2 separate regions of the Homo sapiens genome follow, and region 2 is linked to region 1. Evidence: chromatin loops called from intact Hi-C (ENCODE). Cell type or tissue: IMR-90. All regions are shown on one strand. Each heading gives the region's core, and the rest is flanking DNA. Links, peaks and the distances in the headings are about the cores only. Region 1 has its middle 90 kb from the start of LINC01031. Region 2 has its middle 21 kb from the start of LINC01031.

Region 1 (5,388 bases), core at 335-5,334:
TTATTTATTTCGAATGTCGTATTTCTGTTACAACACATTCAAATACGCATATCCAGATTTTGATCTTCTGAAAAAGTTATGGAGAAATAAAGCAACAAGTGCTATAGACATTTTATATGTGTATGTAAATGTGTGTGCACGTATAAAGGCTTTTTAGTGGTGAATGATAAAAACAGTAATTTAAATATTTATTCAATTATTTTTCATAAGAATAAAGAAACATGGTAACTAACATTTTAAAACGTCAAATTATAGTTTTAAAAAGTGGTGATATTTTATTCCTGATTATCCATCAGTAGGTAATATTAAGATGAGCAATTAGGTATTATTTTTAAATAAAATAAATATTTTTGTTAATCAAGAATATGTAAATTTTTAACTTGTCACATAATGAGCATCATGGCTAATATCATCTAGACTGTCAATCAATGTCAGTGGCATCAAGTTGCTCATATATCAGGTCAATGGAGATCACTGGCTTTCAAACAATGGTCAGTGGGTTTATGTGGTTGTGGCTCAGACGTCACCAGAAGGGAGCAGTAAGAGGCCAGGTAGGCCTTGGTCTCCTGCCCAGGATTGAATTAGAGCAGTTCCATACTTACCTGCTTTATATATTAGAGTTCTACAAAAATCTTCCTTTTCTGAAAAGTTTTCCTTTACAAAGAAGGTATTTGAAAACTATGTTAAAGATGCATTTCTTATGCTTTTTAAAATATCTATTTCCTCTTTCTTATTAAAATTCATCCATGGGTAAAACTAAAATGAAAATAGAAACAACTACAAAATTAGCACCAAATGTACTACAATAATTCATAATTGCTATAGTTTTAATGACATGTCATTAATGATAGCTTACTAAGGGTTGTAGCAGAGGAAAAATAAATTATAGGTTATGTCTAATTCTTCTACCTGCAACTTCAACTATTTCTTCCAATTTTAGAAAGCAGATAGGAAAGCAAGTGAATGAGAGAGAGGTACTATTCAAAGGATAACCTTGAATCTATTCTAATTTATAAAAGAAAGCAAATCATTTGGATGATTGACATTCTAATTATTACTATAAAAATTATTTCACCACTCCTCATTACTAATGACATCACACTGGTTGAAGATTTTCCAAGCTAAGGAGCTGAGATCAGGAAATCATTGCGTTGACTTTCGAATATAAAATTCCTAATTGCATAGGATACATTCTTTTGAGAACACCTTAGAGTTTTGAGGTGAAACAGTTCTTATTCTATGTTTATTTTTATCTCAACCAAAGAAAGTTTGCATAGCAAAAAAGAAACATCTTTGGAGGATGACTGGTAATTCTGTCTCACAGGATTGGTGTCATAATCCAATCCTTTAGCTCACTGTGAATGGTGCCTGCAAAGGAGCTGGCATTTATCTGCTGGAGTGAAAGGGAGGAGGCATAGCTTGGAGAAACAAGAGTCTGGCCAGTGAAAAAGGTGGGGCCTGATGAATAAATTAATTGAAGTGAAACTAAATGGCTTGTTGGAAGTACCGTAATCCTAAAAGTAGAGTTTTCTGGGAAATCAGTAGAAAAGTGAGATTTATGATGGCAATATAATTAGGAGGATAACAAACCTGTAATGTTGCTAGAACTTAGTAGGCCAAGGCTGTGCATGTTCTCTTCAGGAATAACTCATGGATTCATGAGTGATGTACTTAAACTAAAACAGTCACAGGCTAGATGTACCAGCAAGCTGTGCCAACATTGAGTGTGGGCTAGGTCTGGGAGTATAGTATATGGGACAATGACAGGAGAGGAAGCCCCTTAATAATCTGACCCACTTTCCTTTATTTTAATAGGGGGTTGGTGTGAATGAGCTTGGCAGTGGTGAGTGGAAGTGGAACTTCCACAAAAGTAAACAATTTAGAGATGAAAATGTTCAAGAGGGAAAATGCTTCTAGACCTCCTGTCTTCACAACCAGAATTTCTGAAAACTTCCTGGGTTGTTACTTTCAATGGCACATGCAGAAATCCAAATAATCAATCCAATAAAATTAGACATGGTAATATTCTATCTGTATCTTTAGAAATCAAAACTTTTTTTAAAGGAATATATAAGGGTTGAGAAACTGCAAGCCACTGATACTACTAACAGGGGTTCCAAGACCTCAGCAGAAATTTTCCTTTGAAGTCTGAGGAAAATTGCCTAAGACATGTTTTACCAAGTGTAGGGTGTGCCTCAAAGAGAAGAAAATGCCAAATACTGAACTTGAGAGCATTCATGGACCATGCCAAAAGGGTGAGGCGAGAGGCTTTTTGCTATATTTGAATCAAGAAGAATTATCTCCAATCAGTTAAATCATTGGTTTCTCCTGTAGGAAAGCAATATTATGGTTAAAGAACTGGCTCTGTAGTCAGACACATCTGGGGTTGAATTCTTAATTGGTCCTACAGTTTGTGACCTTGGATAAAGAATTTAACCTTGGTAAATCTCACTTTCCTTATTTCTAAAATGGCATAATAATGATAATTTTCTCAAGGTGAGGGTTAAATAATTGAAAGCTTGCAAAGTTGCTGGTCACTCTTCTTATTTTCATTATTATGAGTAATATGCAATATGATATCTGGATCATTTAAAGTTCCTGAAATGTGAGCAGTCACAAAATACAAATGTGATTCCCATCATTATTTTCAGTGACTTGGGCAGAAGGAGGAAACGTGAGAGATCAGGGGCCCAAGGAGGGCTTTCTCTAAGGATAACCCATTGTCTCTCTTATCAAACTCTCATTAGTCAAATTTTGGAGAAATAAAAATGTCAGCTTGAGTTTAAGACAATTTCGATTATCTGGAAAACTAATGTAGCTAACTGTTGAGAGGTCTATTTGCATGGGTGTGAGGGACTTCTGGGAGAGAAGGAGGAAAGAATGATCCAAGTATGGCTCATCTGACTTACTAGCAATGCTTGTTTGTTTTTTGCTTGTCAGGGTTTGCATTTTACTTTCGAGAGACTGAATATGGAAACAGACAATGGCCAGAGCATATATGACAATAGAATTCTGAGATACATAAGAAGCTCAGAAACTAAACCCCAACTACTTTAGCAACCAGTCCAATAAGCCAAACCACAACCTTTTCAGCAACAAGTCTAGGGACCCAAACCACAACTGTGGCAATAAATGGCCCAGCAGTGTGAGGACTTGGTCAGCGACTGCTAACTTCTCTCTTTTTGCTCCAACTTCCAACTTAGGACCTGCCAGGTCTGTCCCGCAGACCCTGACCGACGGATGAAATAAGTACTCAGACACAGGAATGCAGTGTAAGAGCAGCTATGTGACTGCCTGCCTCTAGTGGCCAGAGAGGAGCCCCAAGAAGCTGGAGCTGCTAGCTTTTATTTAGTGCAGGCACAATATGGAAAACCTGGAGCCATCACAACCTGTACGTAATTAACATTTATTGTTCCCCTTTCAGCGGACATCATGGCGCCGGAAGATCAAAGGTCAGTTGTTGGTCAACATAAGTAAACAAGCTTGTTTAAGATAAATTCCTTGGGAGGCCGAGGCGGGCGGATCACGAGGTCAGGAGATCGAGACCATCCTGGCTAACACGGTGAAACCCCGTCTCTACTAAAAATACAAAAAATTAGCCGGGCGAGGTGGCGGGCGCCTGTAGTCCCAGCTACTCGGGAGGCTGAGGCAGGAGAATGGCGTGAACCCCAGGGGGCGGAGCCTGCAGTGAGCCGGGATTGCGCCACTGCACTCCAGCCTGGGCGACAGCGAGACTCCGTCTCAAAAAAAAAAAAAAAAAAAAAAAGATAAATTCCCCCACACTCCCTTGTACCTACTCCTTGCCCTCTGCCTCAGGGTTATAGTACAGCTGCCTTCAGCTATTCTCCCCTGGGGCTCTGCAGAACCTTCCGACCTTTCAGAAGGTTTACGTCCTTTCCCTATAGTTTTTCCCACCACTCTGACCAATCCGCCACAAGGACCAACCAGAGAAAGACAAATATGCTCTTTAGATCACTCACCTAAGAGGCTCTGTTCCTAGTTAGCCTGCCTCCAATTTCTCCATGGCAAAGACCTCCTTTAATCACAGTGTACCTGACGCCTTCTCTTTTTCCATTACACAATTTTCCCACTCCACTGTCTGCCTTTCAATCTCTGCCAAACTGAAATGGTGTGGGTGGACTCCCTTGCCCACATCAAGGGAGTATCCATAGCGAACTCTGAATAAATATCCCATTTGTTCTCATTAGGGTTGTTTTCACTTATTACCACATTCTCTATCGTGCATGTTTGTTTTCATGAAACAGCAATGTTTAACATTAATGCATTAAGTTACCAGTGAGTGAAACAAATATCTCACAGTGGCACTGTACCCAGAGGATTCTTAGTATATTATTTAAAGAGCAAATCAGATGGGAAATCAATTGGAAAGTGCAAGTGAGGAAAATAATCCTGTACCCTTGGATGTTTGTAAGCCCTACTTTGAGAAGCCCTGACTTCAGGATCACAGGATCTTTTTTAAAACAATTTTAGTGAGGTATAATATATATACCACATAATTCCCCCACTGGAGGTGTATGGCTCAATTATTTGTAGCTAATTTATATGTTGTGCCACGATTATCATAATCCAGTTTTAGAAAATTTCTGTCACCCCAAAAAGTTCTTTCCCGACCATTTGTAGTTATCTCTACTCCCACAGTGAGTAAGCTACCTAGGACATTGCTTGTAAGTACTATGTTATACAGTGCTGCGTACCAACCTTTCTAGAAATACTGAAGGGAGGGGAATGCACTTAAGAGTTGAGATTAACAAACTAGTGTGCAGAAAAGAGTAAGCATAGCAGGCTTCAGACTATTAGCCTTAGAAAGGCCTGCTCACAAAGTTGGCTCTTGGTTGACATCTGGGGACTTGAATTTCAGGAGGATTCTGAACACTCTAACTGCTAAGAGGTACTCATTTTGCCCCTTCTGTTTATATAAAAAATGTGGCTTATGCAGAACACCTGTTTTCCTCCAGGGAATTTGGAAACTTGGTAGGAGCTAGGCAGAGGGTACCTGCATGATCATTCCTTGATAAAAACCTTGGGCAGTGAATATCTAATGAGCTTCCCTGGTAGGTGGCACTTCACAAATGTTGTCACAATTCAGCTTGAAGGAATTAAGTGTGTCCTGTGTGACTTCACTGGAGAAAGACTCTTGGGGGCTTGTACTTGCCTTCTTCGGGATCTTGGCCCAATGTACATTTTCTCTTTGTTGATTTTATTTTCTGTCCTTTTTGCTGCAATGAATCTTGGTTAGGAGTATGACTACATGCTGAGCCCTGTGATCCCATCTAGCAAATGGCTGAACTTCGGGGAGATGTTGAGGACCTCCAACACATTAATCACCTGGGGATTTTTATAAGAAATGGGACCTAATTTAAACCCACA
Region 2 (5,388 bases), core at 92-5,091, 110 kb before region 1:
GATAGTGTTCCTGATAGAAATCTGATGTAAGTGACGTTGAGTCCTTCTTGAGGTACCACATCTGGATGCACACAATAACCATTTGCCCCTCTTTGGTGATGATGCTTCTGATCACTTGGTTCAGCTGTTGTCCAATCTTTCCACTATGTATTTACTATATTTTCCCTGTATATTTAGTAAGCAATTTGTGGGGAGATACTTTTATGACTGTGCAAATATCATGCTTCTCATCCAAATTTTCCTCCTAGATTTAGCATCCACTGACATTTCTTGCCTGAACTAATCTTTCCCATGATGATTACAAAATGATAGTTTTCCAATTCCAACACTGTCTCCACAGTTGGCAATCAGCAGTCTACTGTAAACAAGAGCCTTTCCTAATCTATTTCTATATTAATTTATTCATTATCAGTTTGGTCTCACAGATTCCTATTTTTTCAATGACTTATAATTCATTACTGTTCCATGTTTGGCCTGTGACATTCCCTTCAAGTTGTCTCCTGTATCTACAGGACATTCCCCCAACATATTTTTGAGCACTTTCTTACCTTCTGCCATAAGAAGTCTCACAAGATTTAGCTTTGATAATCTGAATCATGCAATGTCATAAGACTAACATAAAATCTAATATAAAATCTGATAATTTTTTTCACATAAGGAGTCATTATCTAGTCCTCACTAAATTTATTACAGAGCTGCCTACGTGTCACCACCGAAAGGTACACTATCATCTGATAAATCTATTGTTGATACCTTAAGCTTATATCAGTTGACAGAAAAATTGGCTATAAATCATAGAAAAATTTAAAGTATTTTAATAAAACCTTATTTTGGAAATGTTTCAAGTTTTCTTTTGGTGGCCAAGTTTAAATGATATATTGCCCATTTTAAAAAATCTTCATAGAAATATCATTAAATAAAGTTTTGACAGTAGAGTCTCTCTGGGAAAGAATGCTTAACTAGTGGGTCTCAACATAGAAAAGTTTTCACTTTGTTTTTTTTATTTTGTCATATCAGGATACTTTAAACAATGTACTTGAGATTTCTTGAGAACTTTTGCCCTAGATATTTCTTTTTGCATTTCTATAATTCAACATCATACCAATATTTCATGTTAATTGTCAGATTCTTCCATCTGTGTCTGTTTATTTTACGCTGATGCTTTTCTTATCCTAACATGTTTTCCTGTCCACTTTGTCTACAAGAAAGAGAAATCAAAGTTATAGAGATCAGAGACCCTTGTCAGAGGTCTTATTTTAATGGACATATTTCTAGTGCCAAATTATTTGAATGGTATTTGGAGTCAATTCTTCAGTGAAATATATCTTCCCTGTGTGTATTACTCTTTTTAACTTAGTCATAGTACCTTGAATAATTTTCTTTTTCCTTTTTTTTTTTTTTGGAGACAGAGTCTAGCTCTGTTACTCAGGCTGGAGTGCAGTGGCACAATCTCGGCTCACTGCAACCTCCGCCTCCCAGGCTCAAGCAATTCTCCTGCCTCAGCCTCCTGAGTAGCTGGGATTACAGGCATGCACCACCATGCCTGGCTAATTTTTGTACTTTAGTAGAGACTGGGTTTCACCTGTTGGCCAGGCTGGTCTTGAACTCCTGACCTCAGGCAATCACCAGCCTCGGCCTCCCAAAGTGGTAGAATTACAGGCGTGAGCCACTGCGCCCAGCCAGTACCTGGAATAATTTCTAACTGCATCAAGATGAACGAACATGCAATAGTATGCTCTGTTAAAATGCAGTTTGATTCAGTCCCATGAATTCTAGTTTAAAAAATGTAGTTTAAAAAATCAATTCAGGAAATATTTATAGAGTACTTACATGCACTTGGCACTGTGCTGTTTTAGGACATCAAAAAAGTTCATATAATCTTCCTTCCCATTAAAAGCTTAAGTCTTTTGGGTAATATAAGACAATCACAAATGGTAGATATTAATACCTCTGAGATCCACTGGATTAGGTGTTAAAGTAAGGCTACTCCTTTGATAGGGCCATGCCTTAAAATCACTCTCAGAGAGTACTATTTATTTATTGTTGTATAACAAAGTATCCTGAAACTTAGCTGCTTAAAACAACAATTATTGTCTCACAGTTTATGAGGGTCAGAAATCCAGGAGTGACTTAGCTGTGGTTCTGGCCCAGGGCCTCTCTTGTGGTTGCAGTCATCTCATGGCTTAACTGGGGCCAGAGATCCACTTTCAAACACACTCATGTCATTCTGAGCAGGCCTCAGTTATTTCATGCCTGTTGGCTGGAAGCTTCAGTTCATCTGCATGTAGGGCTGCTCACAGCAGGGTAGCTTGCTTTCCCCCGAGTCATGATCCAAAAGGGAAAGAGAGAGTCCCAGCCTTTTTTATTACCAAATCTTGTAAGTAACATATTCTGTTGGTCACACAAACCAATACTGGTAAATGTGGAGGGGACTACACAAATGTGAAACCCAGGAGGTGGGATTTATTGGGAGCCATCTCAGAGGCTAGTTGTCAAACAGAGGCAGGTGAGCTTCACCTAGGATGCACTTCTGGTCATCTAAGGCAGCTGGAGAAGTCAGTTCCTGTGTGTCCGCTGAAAGCCTAACTATCTTATCTGCGGGCAGCTGGGCCATTTACAGTGGTCTGCCTGGGACCTGGGTGCAGGGCTGGGTGAGATGGCCTAAATTTTGAGAATCTTGAGGAGGTGTGGAACACTTGCATTAGCAGGAAGTTGGAAACAATAAGATTTGAACCATCTCTTTGATCTTGCTTCTCTCTAGCTACAAAGCCTTGTTTGTTTTGAGTCAGGGTTTCACTCTGTTGCCCAAGCAGGAGTGCAGTGGTGTGATCTTGGCTCACTGCAACCTCTGCCTCCGGGGTCCAAGCGATTCTCCTGCCTCAGCCTCCTGAGTAGCTGGGACTACAGGTGCTTCCTACCATACCCGGATAATTTTTGTATTTTTAGTAGAGATGGGTTTTGCTATGTTGGCCAGGCTGGTCTCGAACTCCTGGCCTAAAGTGATCTGCCAACCTCGGCCTCCTAAAGTGCTGGGATTACAGGCGCAAGCCACCCTGGCCGGCCTACATAGCCTTTAATAAACCTATTTCATCTCAGCATATTTATTGAACCCTGGTGATTTGTTTACTTAGTGGTGAACAAACAAACGATTTTGACCTTTATAAAATTTTCAATGTGGTAGATGAGATACACCTTAAAGAACTAATTTCACACTCATGTAGTTACAGTTGTGATAATAACAGGTTTGTGTTTTTCTTTGTTTGTTTTAAGTTCATGGAAAGTGTGAGCTCCTCTCCTTCCAGGCAGGGACAAAAGGTTGGTTTGGAGCAGATCTTCAGAGGCCTTATAGTTAAACTACTACAAAATTAATGGACAACAGTTTCCTTGGTTTTAGAATATAATAAGGCCTTTTTTGGTGGAGGAGGGGCATTGCTTGCAAACTGCTGCCTTCTTGATGTGGTAAGTTCAGAGAAGCCAAACATCATTTCATATTACTAGATCTTTAGGTTCTCAGCTATATCTTTCAGCATGTTGAACAATAGTATTTCTGGGAAGATATAAAACTATAGAAATTTGTTTCTGTTCAGGACACATAATTTCTGCTGCAGTCAGTAGGCACATTAAAATAGATTAATCTACAAAAGATAATGATGCTTGGGCAATTAGTATATTTGTTTTGTTTTGCTTCTGAGACAGGGTCTTGCTCTGTTGCCCAGGGTGGAGTGCAGTAGTGTGATCTCAGCTTACCACAGCCTTGACCTCCTGAACTCAAGCAATCCTCCCACCTCAGCCTCTCGAGTAGCTAGAACCACAGGTGCTTACCACCATACCTGGCTAATTTTTTTGAGATGAGTTTTGCCCTGTTGCCTAGACTGGTCTTGAACTCCTGAGCTCAAGCAACCTGCCTGCCTCGGCCTTCCAAAGTGCTGGGATTATAGGCGTGAGCCACCATGCCTGGCCCAATTAGTATATTTAATATTTGATTTGCTTCATATCCTCTAGTTTATTAATATTAAAAACAGTTGAAGTTTTAGTTTTTTTTAGGGCATTTAGTTCACATCGCTTTTAGGTTTATTGGGCACAGTTCTTGCCTGGCTTCTATGATTGTGTCTTTATGGTGTCTTGCCTTCTTTTGATAGCAACACCCTTTTCTTGTAAGTACATAGGAATGTTTCTACATCCTCAAATGAACATGCTTTTCCCATTTTTCTTGAAACACAAGATACTTAGTCTATCATTTCCTCATGTCTGAGAGAAATATATATAAAGAAGTAGTTCACTTTTCTCTTGAAAGGAAAATTAACAGTGAATCTTCAGTGATAATGGCAACTGACATTTGGCTTGGAGTTATGGAGGCAACGGGATAGTAGGGACTGTGGCAAACTGGAGGGTGCATGCCTTGTTTAAGAGAACAAGTGCTGATTGATTTCAGCCCATTGTTGCCATTTTGGAATGTAGGCCCAGCGGTAGAGGATCTTCCAGATTTTCAAGAGAAGCAACAACTCCGGATTTTCATGTGATGTCTTCTGACAGTTAAAGGTCAATCTTAAACAAACAAAAAACACTGTTTGGAACAAAGAAAATATCTGCAAGCTGAATTTGATGTGTAGGCTGCCCCAAATTATAATTGTATATGAGGAAGACAAAAACACGTACCTGAGGTTCCAACATGATGTGGTGGTTTGGGAAATATGGCTGTGTAAGTGAAGGTGAAACAAGTTTGGGATACCACCAAAGTCTGCCCAGATAAAAATCTCTTTATCTGGATTAATAAGAATGAGGCAGCTGCTGTTCACCAATTTTGCCAATCAAGCTGTTTGGAACTAGTTCTGTGTGGTGACTCATGTGAGAAGTGAAGCAGTGGTGGGCTATACAGACTCCAGCTGCTCTTGATTTGGAAGCACATGCATTTTGGACTGATTGAACTCCAGCATACCTGCATCATTGAGGGGGAGACCTCAAGAGGGAGATAGTGGACTTCCTTCTTAATGCTACTTGTGGGCTTTTGGGTAATTGGAAAGAGAGGAAACTATGTTTCTGAATGAGACTGTTGAAGAGGTCATAAAGATTACAAGTGATGTGAAGAGAGAAGGCACAACAGGAGGACTTGACCCAGTCTAGGGTCAGGAAGCCTCCCCATGAAAAGTAGATTTAAGCCGAGATCTGAAAGATAAGTAGTAGTTAACTAGGTAAAGGGCAGGAAAAGAGACCTCCAGGTAGAGAGTGGCACATGAGCTGGCCGTGAAGTGGGAAGAATCATTGAGCATTTGAGGAAAGCGACAATTTGCAGAAAGGCAGGGTGATTCTCATGAAGCTGGAGCCATGTTGTAAAGGACTATCAAGGCTATGTTGATGGTGTTGAACTTTAATCTCAGGATTAATAATGTT

What was found. Hi-C counts contacts between places; a loop is a spot of excess contacts. Peaks named below come from ENCODE experiments on the same cell type or tissue, not always from the same donor. Only the 100,000 strongest peaks of a DNase experiment are listed, where the experiment ranks them.
Region 2: it touches region 1 in a loop (2.0-fold over the local background); 2 of 110 quality-filtered maps call a loop at or near these places.

The regions. Positions count from the first base shown.
Region 1 is chr1:193,392,340-193,397,727 of GRCh38, forward strand. No RefSeq gene overlaps it. Among named protein-coding and RNA genes, the nearest start is that of LINC01031, 90 kb to the left of the region's middle. In IMR-90, for the core only: no CTCF peak of the experiment used is centred there; no DNase peak of the experiment used is centred there.
Region 2 is chr1:193,280,961-193,286,348 of GRCh38, forward strand. No RefSeq gene overlaps it. Among named protein-coding and RNA genes, the nearest start is that of LINC01031, 21 kb to the right of the region's middle. In IMR-90, for the core only: no CTCF peak of the experiment used is centred there; a DNase peak (open chromatin) is centred at 2,191; H3K27ac peaks cover 190 bases.